Linked DNA regions of Homo sapiens: region 2 is linked to region 1. A link is an interaction called in ENCODE POLR2A ChIA-PET data of the cell type or tissue named here. Cell type or tissue: GM12878. All regions are shown on one strand.

Region 1 (8,000 bases):
GGTCAGGCTGGTCTCGAACTCCTGATCTCTGGTGATCCACTTGCCTCGGCCTCCCAAAGTGCTGGGATTACAGGCATGAGCCACCGCGCCCAGCCGACTCCAGCAATTTTTTTAAAAAGATTAACATTGATATATTACCATCGTTTAATCCTTTGATCTCACTCAAATTTTGCCAGTTTTATTTTAATATCTTTTATTTTAGAAAGAGCAAGTCCAGGCTGGGCTCAGTGGCTCACGCCTGTAATCCCAGCACTTTACTAGGCTGAGGCGGGTGAATCATGAGATCAGGAGTTCGAGACCAGCCTGACCAACATGGTGAAAGCCCATCTCTACTAAAAATATAAAAATTAGTTGGGTGTGGTGGCACGCGTCTGTAATCCCAGCTATTCAGGAGGCTGAAGCAGGAGAATCGCTTGAACCTGGGAGGCGGAGGTTGCACTGAGCTGAGATTGCGCCACTCCATTCTGGCCTGGGTGACAGGGCGAGACTCCATCTCAAGAAAAAAAAAAAAAAAGCCCAAATTCAAGTGTTGCACATAGTTGTCACGACTAGTTTTGTCTCCTTCTGTTGAGAGCAGTTGCTCAGTCCTGCCTTGCGTTTCATTGCCCTTAACACTTATGGTAGCTATAGGGAAATTGTTTTTAAGAATGTTCTTCAATTTGGGTTTGTTTGTATTCCCCCTCATTACTAAATTAAGATTATATAGCTTTAGCAGGAATATCACAAATTATGTGTGTGTGTGTGTATATTTTGAGTTGAGACAGAGTCTCGCGCTGTTACCCAGGCTGGAGTGCAGTGGTGGGATCTCAGCTCACTGCGACCTCTGCCTCCTGAGTTCATGTGATTCTTGTGCCTCAACCTCTCGAGTAGCTGGGACAACGGGCATGCCTCACCACACCCGTCTAATTTTTTGTGTTTTTTAGTAGACACGAGGTTTCGCGATGTTGGCCAGGCTGGTCTCGAATTGTTGGCCTCAAGTTATTCACCTGCCTCAGCCTCCCAGAGTGCTGAGATTACAGGTGTGAGCCACGCCCGGCGAATGGTATTTTTGTTGCATATCATCCCGTGGCACACAGTTTTAATTTTCTCATTACTGGTGATGTTAACTTTGATCACTCAATTAAGATGGTATCTGCCAGATTGCTTCATTATAAAGGCTTTCTTTTTGTAATTAATAAATATTTTGTGGAGAGGTACTTTTAGACCCTTTACCCCGTTTCTCATCAGACTTCAACTTTTTCCCCGTTATTGATGTGAATTAATGCAAACTTGTGGTGATACGTTTGGCTCTGTATCCTCACCTGAATCTCACCTCTATCGTAATCCCCATGTGTTAAGGGAGGGACCTGATGGGAGGTGATTGGATCATGGGGGCGGTTTCCCCCACGCTATTCTCATGATAGTGAGTGCGTTCTCGTGAGATCTGATGGTTTAAAAGTGTGGGACTCCCTTTGCTCGCGCTCTCTTGCTGCCATGTAAGACTTGTTTGTGTCTTGCGTCCTGTTCACCTCCTGCCATAATTATAAGTTTCCTGAAGCCTCCCCAGCCATGCAGAACTGTGAGTTAGTTAAACCTTTTTTTTTTAAATAAATTTCCCAGTCTCAGATAGTTCTTTATAGCAATGTGAAAATGGACTAATACATGTGGTTTTCTATTTTAATCAGTGTGTCGTACTCTGTTACTATCATTACTTTTATGCTCCGATTGACCCAGATTTGGCAAGTAGGAGCCTTTCAAACTGATTTTTGTGTTCTTTTGATGTTTCCATCATTCTTTGAGCATCTCTGCTTTTTGGCCTGACAAGATTTTCCAGGCTCATCCTGTACTTTTCCTACTTCAGCCCTGTATTCGGCCATTTATCCAAGGTGCCCTGGTTTCTTTTAGTGAATAATGGTATATAGAAGTTAAGATTTGGGCTGCTCCTAGAGTGTCATCACTTTCAGGTCCTCTCAGTGGACAGAGCTGAGGAATATATAAATGTATACACTTAACAGACATTTACATCATTATGGTTTTTGGTTTTGTTTTTTTTTTTTTGAGACGGAGTCTTGCTCTATCACCCAGGCTGGAGTGCAGTGGCGCGATCTCCGCTCACTGCAAGCTCCGCCTCATTGGTTCACACCATTCTCCTGTTTCAGTCTCCCGAGTAGCTGGGATTACAGGTGCCCGCCACCACGCCCGGCTAATTTTTTGTACTTTTAGTAGAGATGGGGTTTCACCGTGTTAGCCAGGATGGTCTCGATCTGCTGACCTCGTGATCCGCCCGCCTTGGCCTCCCAAAGTCCTGGGATTACAGGTGTGAGCCACCGTGCCTGGCCCTATGTATTTAATAATAGATACATAGTATTACAAATTATGAGTTCATATAGATGCTTCCAGTTCATCAATGCCACAGGACTTAGTCTAGACTTCTCCTTTTCCATACCTGTAACTCTTCTCCAGAAGTGAGAAACTTGGTTTTCATTGTTCATAATACTTTTATTTATTTGATCAGTCTACTAGTATAAAAACCAATATTGTGTCACAGCTTTTTCCTTCCTCTCAGGCTCTGACATGACACACACAGCTTCTCCACAAGGACACCTTTCTCACCATGTTTCAACTCTAGTACTCTGTGCTAAGCCTCCCTGCTTGCTTTACCATAGGGACCTCTTTCTCACCCTGCTTGGACCCCAACATCCTACTTTTGACCCCCAACACGATCCCTATAATGGATACTGTTTTCACACCTTTGGGCTGTGATACTTTGTGCTGAGCGGCCCTCACATGTGAGATGCTGTCCTGACCCTGCGCACATACTCCAACTCTGTACCAGGTTCCCTTGGGAATACCCTGCCTTCCTAACCCCACTTGGTCTTTGATGCCATTCTAGACTGACCCTACATGAGTATATATTCTTCATCCTACATTGTGATCTCTTCTGCACAGAGACATTGCTAACCCTGCTCAGGCTCAACACTTGTCAGGGTACCCTTTCATGCACATGTCCTCTTAACCCTCCAACCCTCCGTGGGTTCCAACACCCTATGCCAGTTCCACATGGTCATGTGGATACCTTCCTATTCTCAGTCAGACTCCAATACCCTGCTCTGGGCCACCATGTCCTTCCCTTCTCCCATCTGAATGCCTGTCTCCCTCAACCCCATCTAATGACTTTGGACTGAATTGTTAGAGTGAGACTAAATATGCAGTTCATGTGCCTGGGGTCAGCTACTCCAGTCTGGTTTTGTATTTCTTGTCTCTTAACTACATTCTAAGCTACCTATCTTGCAAATAGCAGCAGATATCAAATAAATTGATAAAGGAGTACTCTGCAACTTTTATATTTTATGTTATAACATGAAAAGTCAATGTTGTAACATTTTTAGTGGAGTGTATATTGGCACAGCTCCTATGGAGGGTATGGCAGTGTCTCCAGGAGCATCTCTTCATTTAGAGATTCTCTAGGATGTATTCAGAGTTGAGATTTATTGCAGCAATAGAGTAAAGACACTGTCAGATCATAAGAGAAAAAGACACTGGAGGAATCTGGAAGAATCCGTGTGCCTGTTTTTTTATGCCCACTCCCTTTAGGGGTGACACAGAGCACACTCTTTTCCTAGTCATGAAAATGCAGCAATGCATGTGTGGTATTCCTGCCCAGGGAAATCCATTAGAGACTCAGCATCCAGGATTTTCATTGGTGCTAGCCATATAAGCACTCTTTACCAAACATGTACCCAAATTCCAGACTCCCAGAAGGAAGGCAGATGTTCAGCATTAACCATATTGTTTGTACAAACAGTCTAGGCATACTGAGCCTTCTCCCTTCCCCACTTACCAATTAACTTGGAGCGTCTAAAAGCCAAGGTCCCAGATGCTAGCCAAGAGCAAGCCTTGCAAGCAGGCATTTCTAAGGACAGTAGTCTAAGAGCTGCTATGCTAACTCTTTTCTGCACTGAGGCTTATTGGCTGTATTGCTTGAAAGAACTAAATACTTATACTTTTTACACATAGGTATTTACCTGCAAAATAAGATGTGTGCAGAATTGCTTATTGTAGCAATTTGTAATAGTAAAATACTGGAAATAACCTAACTATCCTTCATTTAAAATAAGGTTTTACTACATTCATACTGTAGAGTGCCAGGTAGCTGTTAACAAAAAATTTTAAAGGGGAAACTAATTTATTGATACGGAAATAATCAGGATATATTGTCAAGTGAAAAACCTAAGGTGAAGAGCAAGGTGGGTTAAAAAAGGAGAGGGAAGCCGGGCGCCGTGGCTCATGCCTGTAATCTCAGCACTTTGGGAGGCTGAGGCGGCTGGATCACCTGAGGTCAGGAGTTTGAGACCAGCTGGCCAACACAGTGAAACCCCGTCTCTACTCAAATTACAAAAATTAGTCGGGCGTGGTGACGCAGCCATGTAGTCCCAGCTACTCAGGAGGTTGAGGCAGGAGAATCGCTTGAACCTGGGAGGTGGAGATTGCAGTGAGCCGAGATTACACCACTGTACTCCAGCCTGGGCTACACAGTAAGACTCCCATCTCAAAATTAAAAAAAAAAAAAAAAGAGGGAAAATAATTTATATTTGTTTTTCACTTGCATATGAATTTTAAAAATCTCTGGAAGTATAAAGGTGAAACTTAACAACAGTGGCTATGGGAAGGTGTCAGGGATGAGAAGGAGTCTTTTTATCATGTACCCCTTCTGTGTGCAATTCATTTTCATTATTCATTGGTTCCATATTTGCGAATTTGCCTACTTGCTAAAATTTATAACCCCCAAATCAGTACTTGGCCATTCGTAGGCATGTTCAGAGCAGCAAAAAATTTGAGTCATCTGACATGTGTCACATTGGTTCACAAATTGAGTCACATTTCCAGGTGAGGCGGAACAGAGCTCTGCCTCCTTCTGATACTGTAAACAAGTGTCCTTTTCATGATGTATTTGGTTCCACGGCTTTTGGTTGGTGGTGGTGCTGCTTAAAATGGCTCCTAGGCCTATTGCTCAAGTGCTTTGTAGTGTTGCTGAGTAGAAGAAAGCTGTGATGTGTCTTATAGAGAAAATAGATTGTTAGGCCGGACACGGTGGCTCACGCCTGTAATCCCAGCACTTTGGGAGGCTGAGGCAGGCAGATCATCTCAGGAGTTTGAGACCAGCCTGGACAACATGGTGAAACCCTGTCTCTACTAAAAATACAAAAAAATTAGCCGGGCATGGTGACACGTGCCTATAATCCCAGCTACTCGGGAGGCTGAGGCAGGAGAATTGCTTGAACCCTGGAGGTGGAGGTTTCAGTGAGACAAGATTGTGCCACTGCACTCCAACCTGGGCAACAGAGCGAGACTCCGTCTCAAAAAAAAAAAAAAAAAAAGAAAATAGATGTTAGATAAGCTTTGTTCAAGTGTGAGTTACAGTGCTATTTGTCTTGCGTTTCATATTAATGAATGAACAATATTAAATGCACCCAAAACAAAGTTATGTATTGATTAGTTGATGAAAATGTGACCAGAGGCCCACAGGAACCCAACTCTATTTCCCTTAGGAATAATGGTTTAGTATTTACTAATTCAGTGTTCCAAGTGACTTTATAGAACATAACTACTGCAAATAATGAGAATCAACTGTTTTATCTTTGGATCATGTGCTGTATTACTGTTAAAAATGTGAAGACATAATTATGTAGGAGAAATATTACTGTGGAGGATTTTTTTTTTTTTTTTTTTTTTTTGAGGTGGAGTCTCACTCTGTCACCCAGGCTGGAGTGCAGTGGCTCCATCTTGGCTCACTGAAACTTCCACCTCCCGGGTTCAAGTGATTCTCCTGTCTCAGCCTCCCGCATAGCTGGGACTACAGGCGCCCTCCACCATGCCCAGCTAATTTTTGTATTTTTTAGTAGAGACGGGGTTTCACCATATTGGTCAGGCTCCTGACCTCAGGTGATCAACCCACCTTGGCCTCCCAAAGTGTTGAGATTACAGGCGTGAGCCACCACGCCTGGCATGTGGAGGATATTACTAAGGAAAAATGTACAGAATTACATGGAATACCTTTCTTTTTAGTATGCATATAGTCACTTGTGATTTTTTTTTTACAAGTAAAAACTCATACCAAAATAAGTGATTCTCTGGGTAATAGCATAATTGGCATTTATTTCCATTTTCCAAGTTGTCTTCGTTGCACATATATTACTTTTCAATTAGAAACAAAATCTAGCAAATGTATTAAACAGATCAAATAAATGTCATGTGACTTCTGTGTATAGAAGATACTGTTACAGAAGTCATTCAGTAATTTGAAAATTGCTTCCAGGAAAGATGTAAAATTTAAGCAAAGGTAGGCTTAGGAACAAGGAAGATTGGCATTAGGTTCTGCCTTGAGAAAGGAAGAATTGAATAATTGTTATTCCTGTCTAAAAAACAGTGGTAGCTATTACATCTACCTTTCGGGTGTGACAGAGGACTAATAAATTCTTCCTAGTTCTTTGAAAGTAACGGTATTTGCTGTACTTTTATTTTTACTTTATTTTTACTGCTCCTTGTGGAGCAGGGCCACTCTATAGGTAGTGTGCCCACAGTAGCCTATACTTTTAAAAAATATTATACTTTTAGAAAATATCAATAATATTAAAATTAATAAATAAATATTGATTAATAATAATTAATTCTTTTTAAAAATTATACTTTAAAAATATTAATAGGTAATTATGCATATGACATAAACTTAGAACATAGTTTTAAAAAACTGATTTTGCCAAATCACCTTTCAGAGATGTGGAGCAAATTTACATTTCCATTATGTGTTTGAGACTGCCTGATTCTTCCACGTCCCTGAAAACAGTGTATAATTGAATTTTATCACTCTCTCAATATAGTAGATTTTGACCTTTGCCCTTTTTGATACATTTAAGCATCTTTTTGTAATGGTTATTGTTTCTCTGTCTCTCTTCTCCATATTCTTAAATTTCAATGCTGGTGTTTTTTCCTGGAATTTTAAACCATAGGCTGTTTATGATGATTAGAGATTCGACATAATGCAGTTCATCGGAGGTTAGTTAGTTTTTGGGAGTACTTCTCATATCTTTTTTCCCCCTTTTTTGAACTATTAAAATGTATCTAGAAAAGTGCAAAATCGTAATCTTACAACTTGAAGAATTTTCATAGAGTGATTATACTTACTTGATCAGCACCTAGTTCAAGAAATAGAGTATTAGCAGTAATCTATCTTCCCCTTCATCCCCTTGTTACTAACCACATCCCCAAAGCTGATCAGCATCCCAACTACTCTACCATGGAGAAGTTTTGACTGTTTTCATCTTTTCATAAATGGAATGGTATAGTATGCACTCTTGTGTCTGGCTTCTTTCATTTCACATCTGTGGCATTGAGTATAGCAATGGTTTATTCCTTCTCATTACTAGATGATATTCTGTTGTACGAATACTTTACAGTTTCTTTATCCATTCTAGTATTGATGTACACATGGGTTTGCAAAATTATAGAGCTATTGAAAATAATATTGCTGTGAACATTGCTTATACACAGCTGTTGGAGAACTAATGTATATATTTTTCTAGGACATACATCCTATGATTCAGCAGTTTATTCTATTCTAGATGCACAGGTATTCTTTTTTTTTTTTTTTCTCCCAATTTTCCTTTATAAAAGTAAGGTGACTGGCCGGGTGCGGTGGCTCACACCTGTAATCCCAGCACTTTGGGAGGCTGAGGCGGGCGGATCACGAGGTCAGGAGATCAAGACCATCCTGGCTAACATGGTAAAACCTCTTATCTACTAAAAATACAAAAAAAATTAGCCGAGTGTGGTGGCAGGCACCTGTAGTCCCAGCTACTCTGGAGGCTGAGGCAGGAGAATGGCGTGAACCCGGGAGGCGGAGCTTGCAGTGAGCGGAGATCGCGCCACTGCACTCCAGCCTGGGTGACAGAGCAAGACTCTGTCTCAAAAAAAAAAAAAAAGTAAGGTGACTTGGGAAGGATACCTAACATCCTTAGTGTGTT
Region 2 (8,000 bases), 75 kb before region 1:
CCCAAATTCCTTTAGGAAAAGCATGACATTGAAGAACGCCCCAAACTCTCCTGGCTATTTTAATAGTCTGGCTCTGAAAGAGGATCTAGCCCTGGTTGAAAAAGACTTATGGCCGGGTGCAGTGGCTCACGCCTGTAATCCCAACAGTTTGGGAGGCCAAGATGGGTGGATCACCTGGGGTCGGGAATTCGAGACCAGCCTGACCAACATGGAGAAACCCCATCTCTTCTAAAAATACAAAAATTAGCCAGGCATGGTGGTACATGCCTGTAATCCCAGCTACTCGGAGGCTGAGGCAGGAGAATCACTTGAACCTGGGAGGCAGAGGTTGCGGTGAGCCAAGATCACGCCATTGCACTTCAGCCTGGGCAACAAGAGTGAAACTCCATTTCAAAAAAAAAAAAAGAAGGTCCGAGCGCAGTGGCTCATACCTATAATCCCAGCACTTCGGGAGGCCAAGGCAGGCGGATCACCTGAGGTCAGGGGTTCGAGACGAGCCTGACCAACATGGAGAAACCCTGTCTCTACAAAAAATAAATTCAGCCAAGCGCAGTGGCTCATGCCTGTAACCCCAGCACTTTGGGGGGCCAAGGTGGGCGGATCATGAGGTCAGGAAATTGAGACCATCCTGACTAACACAGTGAAACCCCATCTCTACTAAAAAATACAAAAAACTAGCCGGGCGTGGTGGCAGGTGCCTGTAGTCCCAGCTACTCGGGAGGCTGAGGCAAGAGAATGGCGTGAACCTGGGAGGCGGAGCTTGCTGTGAGCCGAGATCATGCCACTGCACTCCAGCCTGGACAACAGAGCAAGACTCCGTCTCAAAAAAAACAAAACAAACAAACAAAAATACAAAAATCAGCCGGGCGTGGTGGTGCATGCCTGTTATCCCAACTATTCAGGAGGCTGAGGCAGGAGAATCACTTGAACCTGGGAGGTAGAGGTTGTGGTGAACCGAAGTCACACCATTGCACTCCAGCCTAGGCAACAAGAGTGAAACTCCATCTCAGAAAAGAAAAGAAAAAGACTTAAATGATCTGAGATCTTATCCCCACTTTTCTTTTCTGTCCTAGGTTGCTCTCCACAGGCATTGAACACATTGCCCACTTAGTTTCTTTAAAATAGGGGATGGAGAATAAATAATGAACTTAACAAACAAAAATGAAAATAGGCTGGGCACAGTGGCTCACGCCTGTAATCTCAGCACTTTGGGAGGCCGAGGTGGGTGGATCACAAACTCAAGAGATCGAGACCATCCTGGCCAACATGGTGAAACCCCATCTCTACTAAAAATACAAAAATTATCTGGGCATGGTGCCATGCGCCTGTAGTCCCAGCTACTCGGGAGGCTGAGGAAGGAGAATTGCTTGAACCCAGGAGGCAGAGATTACAGTGAGCCGAGATCGCGCCATTGCACTCCAGCCTTGCAACAGAGCAAGACTCCGTCTCAAAAAAAAAAGAAAGAAAAGAAAGTCTGCTTTTTCCATTGTAGTTTCCCTCCTAAATACTCTTGCTGAAAAGGATGTAACACATATGAACCCCTATACGGTCCTTTCTAAAGCTTGGCCCTCTATTTCTTCTCTCACCCCCACTTTGTGTTTGTTGGACCATAGATCTGTGCCTCTCTGCCATGCCAAACAGAGGATCTTAAGGATCCACGTCTCTTAACCCCAGGATATGGTAAGGAATGGTGAAGAATGAACCTCCTACGTATCATTCTGGCAGAGACCACTATATCCTAAGGTGTTGGCTCAAGAGAATGTAAAGGCCAGCTCAGCAACTTGGACCTAGGTCACTGTATGGAAAAGAGCATACTCTGTTCTTCCATTCTTTTCCCTTACCCCAGTTCTAGAAAAGAATAATAGCTTTGCCTTCCATCTTTTCTTTTTCTTTTTTTTTTTTGAGATGGAGTTTCACTCTTGTTGCCCAAGTGGGAGTGCAATGGTGTGATCTCGGCTCACTACAACCTCTGCCTCCAGGGTTCAAGCAGTTCTCCTGCTTCAGCCTCACGAGTAGCTGGGATTACAGGCGTGCGCCACCATGCCCGGCTAATTTTTTGTATTTTTAGAAGAAACGGGGTTTCACCATGTTAGCCAGGCTGGTCTCGAACTCCTGACCTCAGGTGATCCGCCTGCCTTGGCCCCCGCAAAGTGCTGGGATTACAGGCATAAGCCACCACGCCCAGCCTGCCCTCCATCTTCAGTAATGGTTTGTGAGTCTCCCCTTTCTCCACTAGTCCATATCGTCTCCCTGCGGTCATCAGTTTGAAGCTCTCTACCAAGCCCACCTGGTTCCCCCAAAGTATACACATGACCAGGCAACTCCCTGACCTACTCTGTGGTGAATCCAAAGAAGATGACTCCTTGGGTTCCAGTGAGATATTTACCAGCCCCTGACCTGGGTTTGTTAAAGCGTGGCCTTCTTGTCACTACAAGCAGGAAGGAGAATGAGAATGGCATGTCCTTCACCAACAAATAATTGTGAAGCTTTGTTGTAAATAATACATGTAAACATGTTACCATTTCTGTGCAGGATCATTAACATCCAGTTACCTCCACCATGAACCTAAGCCATGAGAGGTACTGACCTATTAGATTCATAGACAGAAAGCTTTCAGCTTGAAAGGTAGCAGCTTCTGGGTTCTGGGCTTGCCTATGTCCTGATGTACAACCAATCATAAACAAGTCTTTACTTCTCTGACTCTTTTCAAATAATACTTTCCTGGCCCAGCATCATCTCCCTGTCCTCAGAAGACATGCACAAAACAGAGATCAGTCTCTTTAGAATGGCCTCCCGCTGCCTTCTAAAAGGCTGGTGGCAAAACAAGAATGCTAGCTCGGAAGGCAGTGGTTCATGCCTGTAATCCCAGCACTTTGGGAGGCTGAGGTGGGCGGATCACCTGAGGTCAGAAGTTCAAGACCAGTCTGGCCAACATGGTGAAACCCTGTCTCTACTAAAAATACAAAAATTAGCTGAGCGTGGTGGTGTGCACCTGTAATACCAGCTACCCGGGAGGCTGAAGCAGAAGAATCCCTTGAACCCAGGAGGCGGAGGTTGTAGTGAGCCAAGATCACGCCACTGCACTCCAGCCTTCCAACATAGGTGACAGAGCAAGGCTCCATCTCAAAAAAAAAAAAAAAAAAGAATTGAAATAATCTACATATTTGGATAGCCAGATTACAATCAGAAATTTAACTTCTGCTCATGAACTCTACGCAAAGGGGAAATAATAGAACTGTCTGAGTGGCTAGTGCCATTACACTCACAGGGCATATATCTGTCCCTACTCCTTTTTTTGTTTTTGAGACAGGGTCTTGCTCTGTCACCCAGGCTGGAGAGCAGTGGCATGACCAAGGCTTACTGCAGCCTTAGACTCGGCTCAAGTTATCCTTCCATCTTAGCCTTCCAAGTAGCTGAGACTACAGGCATGCACCACCATGCCTGTAATTTTTTTTAAGAGATGGAGTCTTACTATGTTGTTCAAGCTGGAGTCAATCACCTGGCCCCAAACTATCCTCCCACCTCAGCCTCCCAAATGTTGGGATTACAGGCATGAGCCACCATGCCTGGCCTGTCTCTACTTTAGAATAGAACTGGGCCCTGTGTTCAAGCTTAAGCATCACTTGATTTCTCTGGTGTCTCCTATAACAGAGGACATATAGACCATCTCCTTTTAGCACATTCTTTTTCCAAACACAGCACAATTGATTTAAGCTTTCTTGCTATGCTAGACCCAGGAAGACTGCATTGAAAGACTGATTTGTGTTTTATAACTCCAGATCTTCATGTCTTCACCTATTTAAAGCAAGTATATATGATAACTCATTTGAAAGAGGGAGTAAGGCTGGGAAGAGCTGGACTGGTACCTACAGATTGCCTTTAACCATGCTTAAGAGAAGAACAAATATATCCATGATCATCCAAAACCCTTTATTTAAGTCAAGAATTCCTGCATCTGACCAGCCTGGCCAACATGGTGAAACCTCATCTCTACTAAACTTACAAAAATTAGCTGGGCATGGTGGCTCATGCCTGTAATCCCAGCTTCTCTGAAGGCTGAGGTGAGAGGATCACTTGAACCCAGGAGGCGGAGGTTGCAGTGAGCTGAGATTGCACAACTGCACTCCAGCCTGGGTTACAAAGATAGATCCTGTCTCAATAAATAAATAAATAAATAAATAATAAAAATAAAAATAAAAAATTCCTGCTGGGCGCAGTGGCTCATGCCTGTAATCCCAGCACTTTGGGAGGCCAAGGCAGGCAGATTGCCTGAGCTCAGGAGTTCAAAACCAGCCTGGGCAACATGGCAATACCCTGTATCTACTAAAAATACAAAAACTTAGCCAGTCGTGGTGACAGGCACCTGTAATCCCAACTACTCAGGAGGCTGAGGCAGCAGAATCACTTGAACGTGAGAGGTGGAGGTTGCAGTGAGCCGAGATCATGCCACTGCACTCCAGCCTGGGCAACACAGCAAGACTCTCTTTCCGAAAAAAAAAAAAAAAGAGAGAATTCCTACATCTTTCCTATCAAACCTTTTGAATTGAGCTGCTGCTGCTGACCGGGTAGGAAAGGAAGGCGTTTAAATGTTTCTCTGCTTACTCTTTGATCGAGGAGCTAAAATGGCAAAATTAGAGTAAGATTCTGATGTGCAGCTGATTGGAAGGCAGGAGACACATGCCCTGACCTCAACTCTGCTTCTTGACCAGCTTGATTTCCCATGTGTACAAGGAGATCATTAAAGTACATCATTTTCAAATTACATTTTGAAGATCAGAAAGGAACTCCTGAGAGATAATTTAGGGTCGACAGGCGTTCAACAAAAATAGCACATTTTTAAAACGTTTTTGGGCCAGGCACGGTGGCTCACACCTGTAATCCTAGTTCTTTGGGAGGCCGAGGCGGGTACATCACTTGAGGTCAGGAGTTCGAGACCAGCCTGGCCAACATGGTGAAACCCTGTTTCTACTAAAAAAAAAAATTAGCCAGGCGTGGTGGCACATGCCTATAGTCTCAGGTACTTGGGAGGCTGAGGCTGGAGGATTGCTTGAACCCAGGAGGCAGAGATTGCAGTGAGCTGAGATTGCATCACTGCACCCCAGACTGGGAGACAGAGTGAGACTCCATCTCAAAAAAAAAAGAAAAAGAAAAAGAAAAAATGTTATTGGCTTCCAGGTCAGCTATAGCTTTTAAAAAATGACTTTAAAACACTGACCAGCTGGGTGCAATGGCTCAGGCCTGTAATCCCAGCACTTTGAGAGGTCAAAGCAGGAAGATGGATTTAGGCCAGAAGTTCAAGACCAGCCTAGGCAACATAGTGAAACCTCATCTCTATTAAAAATTTTGGCCAGGCATGGTGGCTCACGCCTGTAATCCCAGCACTTTGGGAGGCCGAAGTGGGCAGATCACCTGAGGTCAGGAGTTCAAGACCAGCCTGGCCAACATAGCGAAACCACGTCTCTACTAAAAATACAAAAATTAGCTGGGCATGGTGGTGGACGCCTGTAATCCCAGCTACTCAGGAGGCTGAGCAAGAGAATTGCTTGAACCCGAAAGGGGTTGTAGTGAGCCAAGATTGTGCCACTGAACTCCAGCCTGGGTGACAAAGCAAGACTCCATCTCAAAAAAAAAAATTAATTTTTAAAAATTAGCCAAGCATGGTGGTGCACACCTATAGTTCCAGCTACTCAGAAGGCTGAGGTGGAAGGATCACTTGAACCCAGGAGGTTGAGGCAGCAGTGAGTTGTGATGAGGCCACTCCAGCTGGAGTGACAGAACAAGATCCCATTTCAGAAAAACAAAAACAAAAAACACTAACCTAGTTCATCCTTAAAGTCCCTGCCAACTCTGAAATGCTATGATTGTAATTAACAAAACAAACAGTCCAAAGTTGAGTGGTAATATAACAAATTGTGTTCAAGCAAACAAGCAAGCCTAACTTGGATCCTGTCTCAATTATCTGCCACTACCATTATCAATGCATGCACAGGTAAAATTCAGCAAAGCTTAATGACTGTAGTCTAGCCTGCTGAGACTATTATCTAGCTGATTCTGCAGTGGAATGATAACCTTCTGCGTTGAAATTTATGATGGAAAGAGCAGTTGTTTGGGAATGCAGAGATCTAACCCAGTGGAATGGCATAAAATCAGAGAGGAGAAGCGAGGTGTCTCATCCAAGGTGTCGTGGAAAGAACTTGGTCTGGGAATTAGAAGGCCTCTGTTGTAATGCTGACCCTGAACCTAGCTTGCTCTGGAACCTAAGGGTCTTTCCAACTCTGACACTCTTTCCATTCTTGCTCTCACATCTAATTGCTATTAATAACCACTGAAGAATGTCTACATAAAATTTCTCTTTCATTGCTTTATCTCCCTGGAATGTAGCATTATTGTGTGTGTATAGAACGTGTACTGCATACCAGAACATGTGCCGGCAGGCTTCACATCAGGCTCAGCCACTTGTATCTGCAACAAAGACAAATTTATCCACACCCCTAAAGTGCAAATATGTTTCCTTTTTTTTTTTTTCCCCTGCAGAGGGAGATTTGCTGTTGTTGCTCAGGCTGGAGTGCAATGGCTCCATCTCGGCTCACTACAACCTCTGCCTCCTGGGTTCACAGGATTCTCCTGCCTCAGCCTCCCGAGTAGCTGAGATTACAGGCGTGTGCCACCACACCCAGCTAATTTTTGTATTTTTAGTAGAGATGGGATTTCTCCATGTTGGTCAGGCTGGTCTTGAACTTCTGACCTCAGGTGGTCCACCCACCTTGGCCTCCCAAAGTGCTGGAATTACAAACATGAGCCACAGCGCCCAGCCTCTTTTTTTTTTTTTTTGAGCTGGTGTTTCACTCTTATTGCCTAGGCTGGAGTGCAATGGTGGGATCTTGGCTCACTACAACCTCCGCCTCCTGGGTTCAAGCAATTCTCCTGTCTCAGCCTCCCAAGTAGCTGGGATTACAGGTGTGTGCTACCAAGCCCGGCTAATTTTTTTTTTCTTTTTTTCTTTTTTTGTTTTTTTTTTTGGTTTTTTTTTTTTTTGGTTTTTTTTTTTTTGTATTTTTAGTAGAGACAGGGTTTCACCATGTTGATCAGGCTGGTCTTGAACTCCTGACCTCAGGTGATCCGCCCACCTCAGCCTCCCAAAGTGCTGGGATTACAAGCATGAGCCACCACACCAAGCCTCCTTATTTTTTTCTAAATCAAATCTAGCACTGAACTAGCTTGCACTCACCAAGATCAGTGAGAGGTCTCTCTTTAGTCATTTTTTGTCCTCTTGTCTCCTCCCCCTTGGATATTGATCCACTCACTCACTCATTTAACAAGTATTTATGGTGCCAGGCACTGCGGATAAACAGAATAAAGTCCCTTACCTCTTAGAATGTAGTCTTGTGGAGGAGAAACAAACAAGTAAGCCAGGCATGATGGTGTGTACCTGTTGTCCCAGATACTCAGGAGGCTGAGGCAGGAAGATCACTTGAGCCCAGGAGTTCGAGGCTGCAGTGAGCTATGATCACATCACTGCACTCCAGCCTGAGGGACAGAATGAGACCCTATTGCTAAAAAATTAAAATAAATTAAATTTTAAAATTTAAAGAAACAAGTAAATATACAGCATGTCAAGTGGTAATAAGAACCAGGGAGGAGGCCGGGCGTGGTGGCTCATGCCTGTAATCCCAGCACTTTGGGAGGCCAAGGTGGGTGGATCACCTGAGGTCAGGAGTTTGAGACCTGCCTGGCCAACATGATGAAACCTTGTCTCTATTAAAAATACAAAAAATTCGCTGGGCGTGGTGGTGTGCGCCTGTAATCCCAGCTACTCGGCAGGCTGAGGCAGGAGAATCACTTGAACCCAGGAGGCGGAGGCTGCGGTGAGCTGAGATACACCATCGCACTCCAGCCTGGGCAACAAGACTAAAACTCCATCTCAAAAAAAAAAAAAAAAGCGGGGTGGGGGGCAAGGCGCGGTGGCTCATGCCTATAATCCTATCGCTTTCGGAGGCCAA

Evidence for each region. ChIA-PET counts read pairs that join two places held together with the same protein. Peaks named below come from ENCODE experiments on the same cell type or tissue, not always from the same donor. Only the 100,000 strongest peaks of a DNase experiment are listed, where the experiment ranks them.
Region 2: POLR2A ChIA-PET joins it to region 1 with 11 read pairs; 5 of 35 experiments call an interaction of 5 or more read pairs at or near these places.

What each region holds. Positions count from the first base shown.
Region 1 is chr1:203,819,739-203,827,738 of GRCh38, forward strand. The region is part of intron 3 of ZBED6 (zinc finger BED-type containing 6); the gene reads left to right. The region is part of intron 4 of ZC3H11A (zinc finger CCCH-type containing 11A); the gene reads left to right. Among named protein-coding and RNA genes, the nearest start is that of ZC3H11A, 28 kb to the left of the region's middle. In GM12878, no CTCF peak of the experiment used is centred here; a DNase peak (open chromatin) is centred at 4,843.
Region 2 is chr1:203,744,878-203,752,877 of GRCh38, forward strand. No RefSeq gene overlaps it. Among named protein-coding and RNA genes, the nearest start is that of LAX1, 16 kb to the right of the region's middle. In GM12878, no CTCF peak of the experiment used is centred here; no DNase peak of the experiment used is centred here.